2 separate regions of the Homo sapiens genome follow, and region 2 is linked to region 1. Evidence: chromatin contacts called from ENCODE Hi-C or POLR2A ChIA-PET data. All regions are on one chromosome and are shown on one strand. Each heading gives the region's core, a stretch centred on a gene start or an enhancer-like site at or near the end of the contact. The rest is flanking DNA. Distances are from core to core; before and after follow the strand shown. Region 1 holds the start of PCOLCE2 (procollagen C-endopeptidase enhancer 2). Region 2 holds the start of HLMR1 (hepatic lncRNA metabolic regulator 1).

Region 1 (7,545 bases), core at 3,930-6,429:
TAAGATGCCTGGTGGGCTTTGTCTCACTTCCCACTCAGGGCCTTGGGAACACATCCTAGCAGGTAGCTCCCCATGTGTTTATCACCTCTAAATTCGCCTATGTGTCTCCTGCACCCAGCACCATGCTTCATGGGCTCTTCTAAATGTGTCCTGCCTATGTTGCAGTGAAATACATCACACCAGCTGTGTTTTTGTTCACAGTGGTCCACTCTCCCCTACTTCTTTTATGGATCTCAGAGATTTTTTACTGTTGTCTCCTGCATACAATCTCAAACTGCAGAAGAACCACTGTAATAGAGGGGTCCAGGTGGTGGGATGTCAACTTTTGGAGTTTCATTTCTTGCTGCAGGGCTTAATACAGGTGGGAGTTATTGGTTCTGGTTCTTAAATAAATTAGGGTGACTTATGCCTCACCCCAACCCTATTGTTCTTCCAAGCCTGCTTAGAAGACCAGTCACTACTTTCCAAAGGATTATATATACCTTAGCTGTCAAATCACATTTAACTCATACCCACGTCCCCGTATTTGAGAATTAGGGGATTTTATGCAGATGCCTTTTAGGTTATAGTCCCCAGAATCAACTCCTACAGTAAACTAAGAAACTCTCAACCCCATCATGGATTACAAAATATTCAACTATTTCTTAACACCCAAATTCTCTAATTTAGTCTCTAAGCATACATTTTTGAGAACACATACAGTAAAAGTAAAAAACCTAAGACCTGTTAAGGCCATCAACTCTTGGTGATAAAGCTGAGTCAAGAGTCTTGAGTTCCAGTTACAGCTCCAACAACTACAAAGAACCAGTAGCAGCTTCCCTATTTGCAAAGCAGAAGTACAACTAAGCAGCACAGAGCACCTCTGTCCTCAACATTTTACGTGAGTAAAATTAAGCATAAAATTTTTCTATTAATAGCACAGCACTGTCCACAAGAAAAATTGTGATGACAGAAATACTATATTACATATTGTCCAGTAAGGCAGCCACTATCCACATGTGGCTATTGAGCACTTGAATGTGGCTAGTATGACTAAGAAACTAAATGTTTAACTTAATTTACATTTAAATAGCCAATACAGTGTGTTGGAACAATGCAGCTGTCTAAGAAATTGCTATAAAAATTTTAAAGTACTATAATGTAAGGACACATCTAAATTTCCAATCTGCAGGCTGTACTTTCGCATCAGAAAGTCCAACACGAAGGACTGGAAGTTTGGTGGTAACAACTAGGATTCACCTTTCTTAAAGCAAAAGTTAAAATCAGACATTTCCCATTCTTGCATTGATATGATAGAGTTTAATGAAAACCATTTAGCGGTGAAAGCTACCATGCTGGGACACATCTCCAGTTTGGACGAACAGAATGGGAGGCCAGTGAGTGAAAGCAAGATATTTCCCCCCAGCTACAGGAACTACAGTTTAAGGACCACTCTGAGGCTTTCCCATCTCCAGCGGCCTCTGTGATATTTTAATAAAAGTGATACTGAATCACTCAATGGGAACACTATTCTTGGTTTACTGACTGCAGGAACAGAAAAATGGGCTGGACCAACCAGCGTGGGAAAAACCTTTAATAGATGGCCTTGGACAAGGCCATAGTAGAGCACAGTCCTGTCTGGAATGGCTAAGCAGGGAGACAGAGCCTGGTGCATGTATCCTTCTAGCTGGTGCCACTATATCCTAACCGCAGGCAGAGCTGCTGAGAAAACACTGTGGGCAGAAGACTCCGCATTTCTTCATCTTCTCTGCTACCACCTTGTCTACTCCACCATCTTCCCTCTCCTGGATACCACAACAGCTTCCTAATTGGTCTCTCTGCCTCTACTCTTAACTCCCTACAGTTCATCTTCCACGCAGACACCAGATAAGCTCATTCCTCTGCTTAAGATCTTCCAGTGACTCCTACTCAAAACAAAATTCAAACTCTCCACCGTGGCCTACAGAGTCCTGTTTACCTTCTTCGCTTCTCTTCCCACTGTCCCCTTGCTCATTCCATTCCAGCCACTCCAACCTCCTTAATTTGTTCTTCAGACAAATCAAGCTTCTTCCCACTCAGGCACTGAGTTGAAGCATTTTACACTATCTCATTTTGTCTTCACAGTAATCCTAAGGTTTAAAGGAGGTAGATCCTGGACACACAGTTTATGGCGGTGAAACTGGAATTTGAATCCAGGGAAGTGACTGCTGAGCTCACAGGCTTTCCCTTCACAGGACATCCAGATGGAGCATCCATTTAACTTCCCCACTCCCACACAGGAAATCATGCCTCTCCTGAGGCAAACCGTTCCTTTATCAAGGAAAGCTTTCACTGGACGTGCCCCCCAACCCCAGTCAAAGTGTAAAGTCACATCAACCTGTCCGCAATACTCAGAACACATGGCCAACCATGAATTTCTACTTGGGCACATGACGCCTCTGAGCCATTGATTTTCTAGGGTCGTTTAAAACTTATGGCCATTTAATTACATTTAAAACACAATCACGACATGAAAATCAAGCTGCTTTTATTTTTGTTTCAGAGACTTATTTGACATTTATGTTAATAGTATTTCAAACTTATTTTCTATGACTTCTTTCCTGGCCACATGTGCTATAATAACATAATGAAATCTGTACCAGTTTGTGACATGGTTGGCATTTTACAAGAGGCCGTCAAGGCATGTAAGAGCTGAGTTTTATATTATGGAAGGGGACCTCTCATATCTGCCTGCAAAATGACCTCAGTGGGAATACCTTATTGCAAAGTAGGTTTTACTTTTACATAAAGTTGGGCTTCCCGACTGTCTGATCAAGTCAATTTCTATAATTGTTTCAGGCCTCAGCTTCCCCATCTATAAAATAGGGATGATAATAGATACTTTCTCATACAGTTGTTTTGAGGATTCTGGGTGATTATACTTGCTAACTACTTGGCATGGTAAATGCCTGGCACACAGTAACTGCTAGTTTACACATTCAGTGGGGGCTACTTTTTAAAAAATCTAAGTCCTCCAGTGGCACAATCTGACTGAAAGAAGCTCTCAGTGAACCAACGTATTCAATTACTAAACAACTTCCCAACAACGAAAAAGTGAAGAAGGTAACAGTCAATGCTATGCTGACTGGAAAGATGACTCACTCTAGTTGACTCTAAATCAGTTAAAAAATATATGGCTGTCTCTAAATCCAGCTTATCTTGACTCAGCATAATCTATGTTATTACTAATCAGCATGGACTTTTTATTGGCCCTTGGCTGCTATTTAGATTCCCACCCCCCCATTCTCTATTCTTAGACTGCCTTTAGAGGTGGTTTCAACCCAGGAACATTAAGTGGGCTTTTTTTATTTTTTTTCTTTTTCCTTTCCTAATGAGCATAGAGTAGTCAAAGCACTATCTTTGATCTTCCATTTCCCACTGGGAATTTATGAAGGCACGAGCAACAAAAAACTTATGAAGGTCATTACAACAGGCCTTTGACTGAAAACAGCTTTAATTATGAATCTATAAAACTCAACTGAGTCACACTGGGCTTTCAGAAACACATCTGCTCTGAGAATTTATTCCTTCAAGCATTATCTTGTGCCCTTTGTAATCACTAATGCAGGACACGACTAGATCTATTATATTAATAAAAATCTTCCCAATAGTTGGGGTAAATCCAACATTTCACTATTTCAGGCATTTGCCTCTTACTCAAATCCTAACACCAGAGGAAAAAGGCAGCAGCCTCACACTGTTGCCAACACCCACTTCCAGGAGAATACCTTTTTAAAAAATGCTTACTGTGATTTTCCAAGTACATTTGCTATTTGGAGGGTACACTCCAGGAAAACCTTCACTGCCAATAAATCCAGACTCTCCAGTAAGAATGCCACCACATGTGAAAACAGGTCTGGGAACATAAAAGAAGAAAAGATAATGTAATTTGAAACATGGTCTAACAATCTGATGTTACCTTCAGAAAGGTGTAGCCTATTAATATAAATAAAAGTTAATGTTGATTAATCAATGCTTGCACCATATAAGGGATCTGAAAATTTGCTAGCTCCTAGAATATTTAAATTATAGCCTGACAAAGCATTCAGTCCAGCGCCATCTGTCTCCATCATAATAACACAAGATTATATATATGTATAATCAAGTCCTCGGCATTGTGGCAAAGTCTTGTAGGAAAATGGTAAATACATCAATTTAACTGGGGGAGTGGGAGAGAAGGTAAGAGCCAGGCTGAATGAGAAGCATGGTTTTAAAGAAAGACAGGCAAGCAATTGGTTAATATAAAAAAAGTTTGTCGTTCCCATATTTGGAGAGATGCCCAGTTCTCCTCCCCCTTTCTGAAAATCACTCGCCATTGGCAGAGCTTCCCATCGAAAGGGAGGCTGATGTTGATGGAGGCTGAAGAGGTGATGCCAAAGTTGGCCACCGGGCAGGTCCCACAGCCCAGCTCCTGGGGCCTTCCAGAGGTTGGCGAAGAGTTAACTTTCCGGAGCGGCTCCCTAGGCGCCGCGCCGCTAGGGTTGTTCCCTAGTTTACGTCTCTGGGCAAAGCCTCTCGGGGAAGGAAAAAAAACAGCGGTAAACCAAAATCCACATATTTGGGCCCCAGTGCTTCCCTCTGGCCCCATAGACACGAGGAGAGGGGAGACACAAGTCAGATTAAGCCCCGCCACGTGGTGGCCAAGCCAGCTGCAGGGCCATCCGGCAGGCCGGGCTGGGGACCCAGGAGGGAGCCCCGCGAGCAAGGATGGGTCCCGAAGTCCCGGGCTTAGCCTACCCGAGGGTGGCGGACGCCTGCACCGCGCGGGAGCGCAGGGTCGAGCGCTGGGTCACCCAGGCGCGCCGAAGCGGGTTGAGTAAAGCAGCAGGCGAGGCTGCAGGGGTGGAGGAAGGGAAAGGAGAGAAAGGGAGCCCGGGCAGGGGTCGCGTTACCTCTCTGGGGACTGCTGCCGCGAGAGCTGGGTGGCGGCAGCCAGCAGCAGGCAGAGTGGCGCCCAGGCGTTCGCGCCCCTCATGGCAGCGTAGACGCTCGGGGTTTGCACCCCACGGCGCGCGCGCCGGCACACACGCCCCTCCGCACCCACCGCGCTCACACCGCCGCTCACACTGGCAGCAGCGCTGGCTCACACCGGCGCTCGGCTGCCCGCGCGCTCCCTCTCACGCGCGCACCGCCGCGGGGCGGCCCAGGTAGCCGGGGGATACGCGGCCGGCAGGGCGGAGGCACTTTTAAAGGCGATTATGGTGCCGTCTGACTCGACGCTTAGTTTCCCCTGAGGAGCTGCTCTGGCAGCCACAGGCCACTGCTGAATATCCCGTTTGTTCTCCGGCGGCAGGAGGGGCGGCTCCGAGGCCAGAGCCGCCCCCTCTCGTGGGGCGGGCGAACGTCTCCTCCCGGCACCCCGGGACCGACGGGTCCTCTCTCGTCCAGCCCTCAGGGACCCCGGGGAGAAGAGGAACCCCTTGCGGAGTGGCACCCCAGCGGCCCGGGCCCCGACGCCCAGAGACGATTCTCAGGGAGGGCTTCTGGTTTTGCTTTGGGGAATGTTTTTCCCAGTTGCTTTTAAATAAAAAGTAATAGCGCTTGCTGGCTGCTGGAAAGCCTGGGGGTCCTTCTTTGTCTCCTTCAAAACCCAGATCCAAGGAAAGAAAGGGAAAAGGGATTTTATTGTATTTTAACTTCTGTGCTTATTCTCCTCTCTCTCTCTCTAGATACTTTTCTTTTTTTTACTGGTATGACAATGACAAGGAAGACAGTCTCTGTGCCGGGATTTAAACACGGGTTTTCAGGCGAGCGATTTCTGTGTGAACTGTCATTAAATGTCAGATAATGAAGACGGAACCAAATCAGCAAATCTCACCATCCCATGTCATGTTCTGAAAATGGTGTTTCTCTGCTTGCATCTCTCTGTTCTTAGACCTTTCCAACAGCATCTTTCTGTGGTATTAACGGGTTAAAATTTACGGAGAATTCGTTTTTCTTAGACGAACAATTCTAGCCTTGTGGAATCAATACTCTCTTTTACTTAATTACAGAAATATAATTTTAAACATTTATTTTGTTAAGAGCTTCCCAATAACCAGGGATTAATAAAAGAATGACAGGAACAGACTAGATTCATAGAGATTTTTAATAATCACCAGCTATGGGAGATACAGCTTAACTTTGATGCCTCACGTTGTTCCTTCTAAATTGTTTTCACCTTTCTAAGCAAGAAAATTAAGTATTAAAGTAGTTCTTATCGAGACTTTATTTCTAATAATGAGCTGTTAAGAATCTAAACACGGGTGGGCGCGATGGCCCACGCCTGTAATCCCAGCACTTTTGGAGGCCGAGGCGGGCGGATCACGAGGTCAGGAGTTCGAAACCAGTCTGGCCAAGATGGTGAAACCCCGCCTCGACTAAAAATACAAAAAATTAGCCAGGTGTTGCGGTGTGCGTCTGTAATCCCGGGTACTCGGGAAGCTGAGGCAGAAGTATCGCGTGAACCCGGGAGGCGGAGGTTGCAGTGAGCCGAGATCACGCCATTGCACTCCAGCCCCGGGCGACAGAGTGAGACTCCATCTCAAAAAAGAAAAAAAAAAAAAAAAGAACCTAAACACTCCTGGCAAGGAAGTAAGTAAAACTGGCTACAGGAAATATTCTGACTTTTCATAGTGAGTGCACCCTGAAGCCTATACTAGGAACCAGAATATACGGACAGGACTTAGATTATCTTACCATTTTTTTAAAAAGTGAAGGCAAAAACATCATAAAGTACAACTTTCAAAACTTCTCTACAGGCACCACACCCTTTATGACATTAAAAAAAAGGGTGACAGAATTTGGCAAACTGCTTTATATCCTGAAACACTCTCAACCCAATAAAAATGTCTTTAAAACAGGGAAGAGGAGAATAAATGGTTGTTGATTTTGCACGCATTTCAAGAATATGCTATCTAATAGCATAAGTGTTTTTAGATAATTGTTTATTTGAAAGTCATAGTTTTAAATTATAAAGGGAAATATTGCTCAATTCACTTTCTGGTAATGATTTGCAGTCCTCGTAAACCAGAAAATACTTCATTCAGGACTAAGCTAAGTTTTCAAAATTTAAAATAAATAACAAAGTATTAAATGTGCCTAAATAGGAAACTATTTGAACTAAAATACACAGCCATTTCTTAATTTATAGATTGATGACTGTGTTCATATGCTCACTAAAGAGTTAGGATTTTAACACCAATCATTCTGTTGTTGACACTCATAAGACATTGATTTTACCATGTGATTTTAGAATTTACTAAAACCCATATTATTGGCTCTTAAAAACACATATTTGACTTGGAACTACAGTTCTGACCAAAATTATAAACCTTAAATGTCCTGAGAAGTTGATGTGTTAAAATTGAGAGACTTTTATTAGTTTGTTCTCACGCCGCTATGAAGAAATACCCGAGACTGGGTAATTTATAAAGAAAAGAAGTTTAATTGACTCACAGTTTCACATGGCTGGGGAGTCCTCAGGAAACTTATAATCATGGCAGAAGGCACCTCCTCACAGGGTGATAGGAGAAGGGGAAAAGCCCC
Region 2 (7,775 bases), core at 626-3,125, 38 kb after region 1:
ATTTCAACATCTTTGCCATATCTGAATCTGGTTCTGATACTTGTTCTGTCTCTTCAAACTGTGGGTTTTTTTTTCTTTTTTGTATGTCTTGTTTTTGTTTTTGTTTTTCTTTTTTGGATAGCAGGAATGATACGTGTCCTGGGTAAAAGGAACTGCTGTCAACAGGCCTTTAGTTAGGTGGTGGTAAGATCTGTGGGGAGAGGAAGTGTTCTCCTCAGTCTTTCAGTGAGCCCATTACTCTGGATTGTGAACTTCATGTGCCTCTAGGTCCCTTCCCCCACCTCACCTTAGGTGGGACAGGATGGCTGGAATGGACTTGAGTTGGATATTTAACCCCAGCAGGTCAGGCTCTGGTTACATAGTTTCTCCTGAGGACAGACCTTGTTAAGAACATAATGCTCTAGCATATTTCAAAATGGCTCCTTTTCCCCTCCCACTGCTGGAAGCAGGAGGGGATTTTTTTCCCTAATATTCACTGTGAGACCTGGTAGTGCTCCTGGAGGTAAAACCCACAAAAGTGTGGGGACCTCTCTATGATTCAGTTCCCCTGGATTTTTATCTCTCAGACTTGTTCACACTTGTCTGAGAACTGGCTCCAGCAATTCACAGTTACAAGTTCAGACTTTTCTGTGCCAGCACTGGTTCCCATGGAGGTTTCTGCTCTTGAAGTTGTGATTCTCTGTATTTGCCTGTTGGTCTTCCCAATTTTGGGGGAAGCAATTTGTCCTGTGCCATCACTTCTCTTATAGAGCTAAGAAGAGTTGTTGATTTTTCACTGCTTTTTTTTTTTTTTTTTTGAGACAAGAATATCGCTCTGTCACCCAGGCTGGAGTGCAATGGTGCAATCTCGGCTCTCTACAACCTCCACCTCCCAGGCTCAAGCAATTCTCATGCCTCAGCCTCCCGAGTAGCTGGGACCACAGGTGTGCACCACCATGCCTGGCTAATTTGGTTTTTCAGTTTGTTCAGCTTTTTACTCATTAGGACAGAGTGGCAACTTCCAAATTTCTTACATGCTGAACCAGAAACTGTTTTGTTAGTTTTTTAGGATTCACTTTAAGTCTTTTCCTCCAGGGAGACTTCCCCAACTTTCAGGTCTGCATTAGGGACCCCTATGATGTGCTCCTGTAGATGCTTTTTGTTTCCCATAGCTTTTATACATATTGTGATTGTCAATTCACTTGTCAGATTCCCCCGTTAGACTGTTGGCTCTGTGTGGAAAGGACGGTTTGCCTTACTCATTCCTGTATTCTCAGCACCATCCATCAATGCCTGACATATAATAGGTATTGAATAAATATGTGTTGGGTGAATAAATGAATGAATGGAAGAGCTTATTCTCTGTAATTACAAATAAATTAGAAGCAGCTGTTAAATATAATTCATTCATTCAATCAATCACTATTTACTAAAAGCCTATCATGTGCCAGGCACTAGGTTAAGAAACTGATGATGAAAAAGCCACATAAATATGGAAACATGTTTGTAACACAATCTAATGAAAAAAAACCAGAATACATGTATGTACACCATAATTTAAACTCTTTAAAATATGTAGGAGGCAGGCTGGTATTGCACAGTGGTTTTAAGATTTTCTATTTTTAGTTAAAGTCTCTTTCTTCAAATGAAATCTTAGAAGGACAATGTATAAAACATAAAAAGCAAGATTTTCTGCTTGATGCGGGGGCAGAGGCCAGAGCCTGCCTACCCTTTTCCTAGTCTGCTCTCCTGTCTGTCCTCTGTGCTACTGCCACCTTCCCAAGCCAGAAGTAAGCCACTGTGGCACCTTCACAGAGGATTATTTGAAAATTCCCAAAATAGACTTCTGGTTAAACATTGCAGTTTAAAAACCTGTGTTTTTCTTTCATCTCTTTCAAAATGCTACTAAAATGACAGCAAAGAAGCCAAAAAGGCCCAAGTCCACAAGACAGAAAGAATAGGTGAAAAGTCCATGTCATCTCATTTTTGGAGATGGACATGGACAGGGGCTGAAACTGCAGTACCAGCAGATGGGGAGCTTAAGAAGGAAGCTAGTTCATGGCACAGCACCCGTAAAGTCCCCAGAATTGGAGGCACCAGATTCTTCTGAAAGAAAAGGTAAGAGGCGGAGCTGAAAACAGGAGGTTTATGGAAAGTCCTTGGAGAAAGCAGTCAGACCTCTGGATTCCTTCCTCATCTTTCAGCAGCCTCTCTCTTGTCCTGGCAGAAACCAGGTTTACTCTCTTGGGAAACTCAACCACAGGAGGATCTGGGGACACAGACCGGCGAAGGATGGTAGAGATGCATCACTGAACTAGGAGAATTAAATGATTGGCTTAGGGTTGGGAATGCGACCTCAACTGGATCAGTTGAGGCCATCCTTGGCATTTTTAAATTCTGAAGCTGGAAGTGTGGGGAGGATAGTGTGTGTATTCTGCAGGTGTTGAGGTCCTTGTTCTAGTCCTTGAGATTCCTGGCTCCGACTGTTTCCTGTAACTCTTTAATTCTATGAAACACCCAGTATTCTTCTATTTTATTCTGCTCAGGCTGCATTAACAAAGTATTACAGACTGGGTGGCTAAAAATGGGAATTTAATTCCTTGTGACTTTGGAGACTAGAAATCTGAGATCCAGGTGTCATGGAGGTTGGTTTCACTCTGGAAACTCTCTTCTTGCTTGCATATAGGCCTCCTCTCTGTGCCTTCACTTGGCCTTCCCTCTGTGTGTGTCTTTGTCCTAATCTCACTTTCTTACAGGGACACCAGTTAGATTAGATTGGGATCCATCCGAATGACCTCAATTTACCCTGATTACCTCTTTAAAGGCCCTATGCCAAATATGGTTATATTTGGAGGTTCTGGGAGTTAGGACTTCAACACATGAATTGTGGGGGGACAAAATTCAGCCCACAATGCCTTCTACTATTGCCAGCAAATAAATAGCTTTTGAGATAACTTAAGAGATTTTAAATTTAGTTTCTGGTGCTTGCACGCAAAGAGTTCTGACTTATACTATTCACTTGCCTCTTGGATATTGCCTTTTGTCCATTATAGTTGTCATTAACTGTTATTTAAATCCGCATTACCATTCACCTTTTCCTATGTTTCTGTTCCTTAAGATGGGAGGTAGATCATAGTTTGCATAGCCCATGGAGTCAGATGACCAAAGTTGTAAAGTTCTGTTTGCTGGCTGCCTGATCTTGGTGAAGTTCTCTGTGCCTCAATTTCCTTATCTGTAAACTGGGGATGGTGATAATAACAGATATTCACAGAGTTGTTGTGAAGATTAAACGTCTTAATGAATGTAAAGCACTTAGACCAACCTGGCTTATGGCGAGTGTTACATAAGTTCATGCTATCATTTATTCATTCAGTAGTCTCTATAGGGAATAGCCATGTGCCATGGATGTGGTAGATACTTAGTAAATATTCATTCTCTCTTGTTAATGTATGTGTTATAATAAGTGATTCTCAAAGTTATCTTCAAATTCTTATTACTCTGTATATTGTTATCTGCCAGTGTAATGATATCTAAAGCACATATCTTAAATACTTTAAACAATCTGATATAACAAACAAAGATAGAGCCATTTTCTTCTACATTGGAAGCTGTGCTGTGTAGGATGAGAGACTGGGGTGGAAGTAGGGATTGCAGGCTTCTGGTCCTGGCTATACCCTCACACTGTGAGACTCTGAACAAGCCTATACTCTCTGGGCTCTGCCTCCTTTATTTACACACCAAGGCTGGACTATGTAAGCTTTAGGCTCTTTAATGTTTTATATCACTTATCTTTGAAAGGCCATCTTAGGTGAGCTGCTCAGAGTCTTTAAAAGCTACATTTCCCCCTCCTTTCTTACTTTAAATATAATGGTAATTAAAATGTTTCGGAATTATATATTAGATGCATTTCGGGCATCAGTTACAAGAATGAGAAAGAAATTATTAACAGTTGGCAAAGATTAGTATCAGTTATAGTATCTTGTTATAAGTTTAGAATTTTATTTTCTAATGAGTAACCTCTCCTCCACCACACAAAAAACTAGTGTGCTAACAAAAGAATTAAAAAATGGGATTTTATTTGATTGGATTTTAACTTCTTGGCCATTCTTAATATTTTTGGAATAGGCTTTTGAGTCCTGACCTTCTAAGTCAATTTGTTAGTCTGCATCTGTAGTGTCTCTGGCACGGCTGGGAAGTGGTGGGGGGCGGGGGGTGGGTGGGTGCAAGAAAAGTAAAATATATGATGTTCACTCTTGACCAGCCTATTTTGTGCTGTGAACACCCACACTTGCACACAATACTCAGACATATTAACACATTTGCATGCACTCTCCAATATGTGCAAAGTAACATCACATTCCTTCTTTCATTCAACAAAAATGTGTTGATTGCTCACTCTGTTCCTGGGGATCTGTGTGAACCAAGACAAAGTTGACACTGTAGTTAGATATACCTCTCTGAATAAAAGAGTAAGTTTAAGGTAGAGTGAGGGTTAATTCTCTGTTTATAAGCCTCATGGGTGAATTCACACCGAGCAGCAGAGGGCAGTGTTCTCAGACAGGGCAGCTCTCCTGAGGATCTGCAAGGAAGCAGGGCGTGCCTTGTGTGACTGGTGTTGTCGAGCAGATCATTTTTTAACACCCCACTACTCCATACAGCATTATTTTTGGTAATAATAATGAAATGAATAAAAAGAAAAATGGACTGAGAGAGATTTTTATTTTATTGAACTTCGTATATGTAATCATTCCAATAAAAATGAAAAATAAAATAATAAAATACATTTTATAGTATCAAAAAAGGGGAAAGTAGTGGACTAATACTTTTAATTACATTAATGTTTTTCAAACAAAAAAGAAAATACACATACCTACATACTAGACTGCCATAAAAATGAATAACATTACAGTGCAATAGTAATTACATAAGAAAAAGAACAATAAAAAAGACATCAATTTCAATTTTTAAAGATATTATTCAAAGGTGTGAAATATTGCACATGTGAAATAAACTTGCAGTTACCAAAAAAAATTACACCTTGTGGTTTACGCTGCATTATTATTTTAAATTTTAATTATAAATAAAAACTCCAAGTGAGTTTTCATGAGAGCACTAAATTGAATGAGAGAGAATTGAGGTAGCCCAAGTTCTGTCACAATCACTCTACTGCCATTGCTTATTCCAGATCTAGTGTTTAAATGCAGAAGCAGATAGTCCCACATGGGTTGGAGCATGAAGTGTACCCAAAGCAAGCACAAATATGAATGATTCTGAACCATCTGGAACTTAACTCTCAAACAAGAGTGTGTAGATAAGTCCATTTATGTCAAGTCTTCTCTGAGTTAACTCCCACACAGGAGTTATTACTAAAGGAGAAAATGTGTTTCTTAAGAGATAAGCAATAACATTGCTGATTTTATGTATTACAAAATTGAATAATAACCACAGAAATTTTTTCGACTGCAGACCAACAAAAGATTTAGCGGGGACGGGGAGAGCATTTGACCATTGTGTAGAATTGCCAATGTGTGAATATAGTAAAAGCAAATCAGCTTTTAGTCCATTTAATTATTGTTTTAAAATTCTCTATAGAAAATGTGTCTCCTTATTGCCTGAGACTACTCCTATTACTACTGTTGGTTTACCAATGCCATTGGCAATTGGAAACAACGATATAGGGACTGGACTGTAAATTAAAGCCATATGTATTTAACACTAGCAGGCCCAGCTCTACATGGGAACCTCATGAAGCCCCAGTTGACATTCTGGATCTTGCAGCAGAGTGAAGAGTCTGTTCAAAGCTGCTTTGCATAGGTTCTGAAATGGCTGCATAAGCTGGTTAATAGATAACCAGTCATTTTATAAAATAAGAGGTAGGGTGTGCATGTTTATGTGAGGGTGTGTGCATGTGTACACGTGGGGTAAAGTCAAGAAAGGTGATGAAAAGCACTAAGAATAACCGTAAGATGAATTTGTGCCCTCTCCTGGAAACAATGGGAAATTTTGGGTTTAAAAGTAACATGGATTTAAATAGCCTCTCCAAGTTTAAAATACCTCAAAGCGTTTAATTCTTCTTTTAGTTTCCCTGTGAGTTTGCTGAGATGTCTATTACCAGTTCAACAATGAGGCAATTGTGATAGGGATACTCAATGGTACTTTCCCCCAGGATGAATGTATGGATCAATAGATGAGTTCTAGACATATTTATAAGAAAAGAACCAAACTTAGTGACAAGCAACCATTTAAAGCTACTATTTAGAAGTGTTCACTGATAGAGATTGTACTTACAGATATTCACCAAAGAAAAATCTCCTGCATGTGCACCAGGAGACATGTTATGAAAATGTTCTGACAGTTTGAGGTTATTGATCCTCAGCTATGGTTTTCTGCTCAATGCTACTAATGACCCTCCAAAAAGATCACCTTCTTTTGAGTGCAGAGAGGTGGTTTTGGTCTTTGTTGTGGAGAAGCTCTTGGAACTTTCTCACTGCAGAAACCATGCTGTTGTCGTGTTCCTTCTGCTTAGCCAGCTGGGCCTATTGCCCGCTGCTCCAGGTGTCCAGGTCTTCCAAGGCACAGCTCAGGATCACACTACCTCATGCCTTACACCGCTGGCTTCTTCCCTCCTACCCTGGGCCCTCCTTGTCACCAGGTGCAAGACACAACAGGACCACTGGGGGCACGCTGGCTTGATAGGGCCTCGAGACGTCAGGCTGCAGGCAGAAAGGAAATGTCCCTGGCTTGTGCATGCTCACTGACTCACCTTGTGTTTTGAGACTCATACAAAGGGCCAGGTAACAATGCTAGAAGCTAATACCCAGTGAAACAAAAAAAAAATTTGTTTTTGTTTTTGTTTTTTTGAGACAGAATCTCACTCTGTCACCTAGGCTGGAGTGCAGAGGCAGGATCTCGGCTCACTGCAACCTCTGCCTCCCAGGTTCAGATTCTTGTGCCTCAGCATCCCAAGTAGCTGGGATTACAGGCGCCACCATCACGCCCAGCTAATTTTTGTATTTTTAGTAGAGATGGGGTTTCGCTGTGTTGGCCAGGCTGGTCTCCAACTCCTGGCCTCAAGTGATCTGCCCACCTCGGCCTCCCAAAGTGCTGGGATTACAGGTGTGAGCCACCACGCCCAGCCCCAGTGAGGCAAATTTTAACTACTGAGAGGCAGATGATAGGCAATAACCCATGGATAAATTCTTGCTCTTCTTCTCTCCCAAAGGATTCCTCTGAGAAATGTTTCCATGTGGGCCTCTCTGGAAACTTCCAGGTGACAGAGCAACCAATAGTGCTTTCTATGAAGCAAGGCCAGCTCAATAATAAGACATCTTCTCTTTACTTTCCTGCCTTCCTGTCTCATTGGCCTGCCCCTGTTCACTCCTGCTCCCTTGGGTTTGCATCCCTCTAGTGAAGCTTTAGAATGTAAATTTTGCCTCAGACTATAATTTCTAGGAAACCTAGACTCAGACAAAGAATATTTACTGCAGTAAAATTGTCACAATGCTCATTGTTTTATGATCACAAAATAAGTAATTAAACTATCAGTACAAAGAAAAAGAAGAAAAAATAGACAAAAAAGTACTTTCAAAACCGGAAACTAGAATTAAAGCAAACACAGACTCAGTGCAAAGAATAGATTTCACTTCCATTCTTTCTCTGCTGCTTATTTGCAAGCTGTCTTGTACACATTATATTTTAAATGTACAATATTGTGAAAAAATTGAGCTCCCTAAGAAATACTTAAATATATGGATGCCAATGATTAGTCTACAAAAGAAAAGTAATATTCAGAAGAG

Evidence for each region. Hi-C counts contacts between places; a loop is a spot of excess contacts on that map. ChIA-PET counts read pairs that join two places held with the same protein, here RNA polymerase II (POLR2A). Pooled maps may share reads with other maps.
Region 2: a pooled map shows a loop between it and region 1 (2.4-fold over the local background). The contact joins the promoter of HLMR1 here to the promoter of PCOLCE2 in region 1. A Hi-C loop is called at or near these places in 1 of 168 maps with a recorded cell type or tissue (ascending aorta) and 5 of 50 pooled maps. POLR2A ChIA-PET finds 5 or more read pairs at or near these places in 2 of 52 experiments (AG04450 and activated T-cell).

The regions. Positions count from the first base shown.
Region 1 is chr3:142,883,904-142,891,448 of GRCh38, forward strand. It overlaps PCOLCE2 (procollagen C-endopeptidase enhancer 2), which reads right to left and starts at 5,180. Exons shown (of 9, transcript NM_013363.4): 1 at 4,911-5,180; 2 at 3,766-3,874. The coding sequence starts at 4,993. LOC124909443 (a long non-coding RNA gene) reads left to right here and starts at 4,361. Exons shown (of 2, transcript XR_007096122.1): 1 at 4,361-4,556; 2 at 5,688-6,864. RefSeq lists a silencer at 5,123-5,172.
Region 2 is chr3:142,924,800-142,932,574 of GRCh38, forward strand. HLMR1 (hepatic lncRNA metabolic regulator 1) reads left to right here and starts at 1,876. Exons shown (of 5, transcript NR_038455.1): 1 at 1,876-2,097. RefSeq lists an enhancer at 4,368-4,662.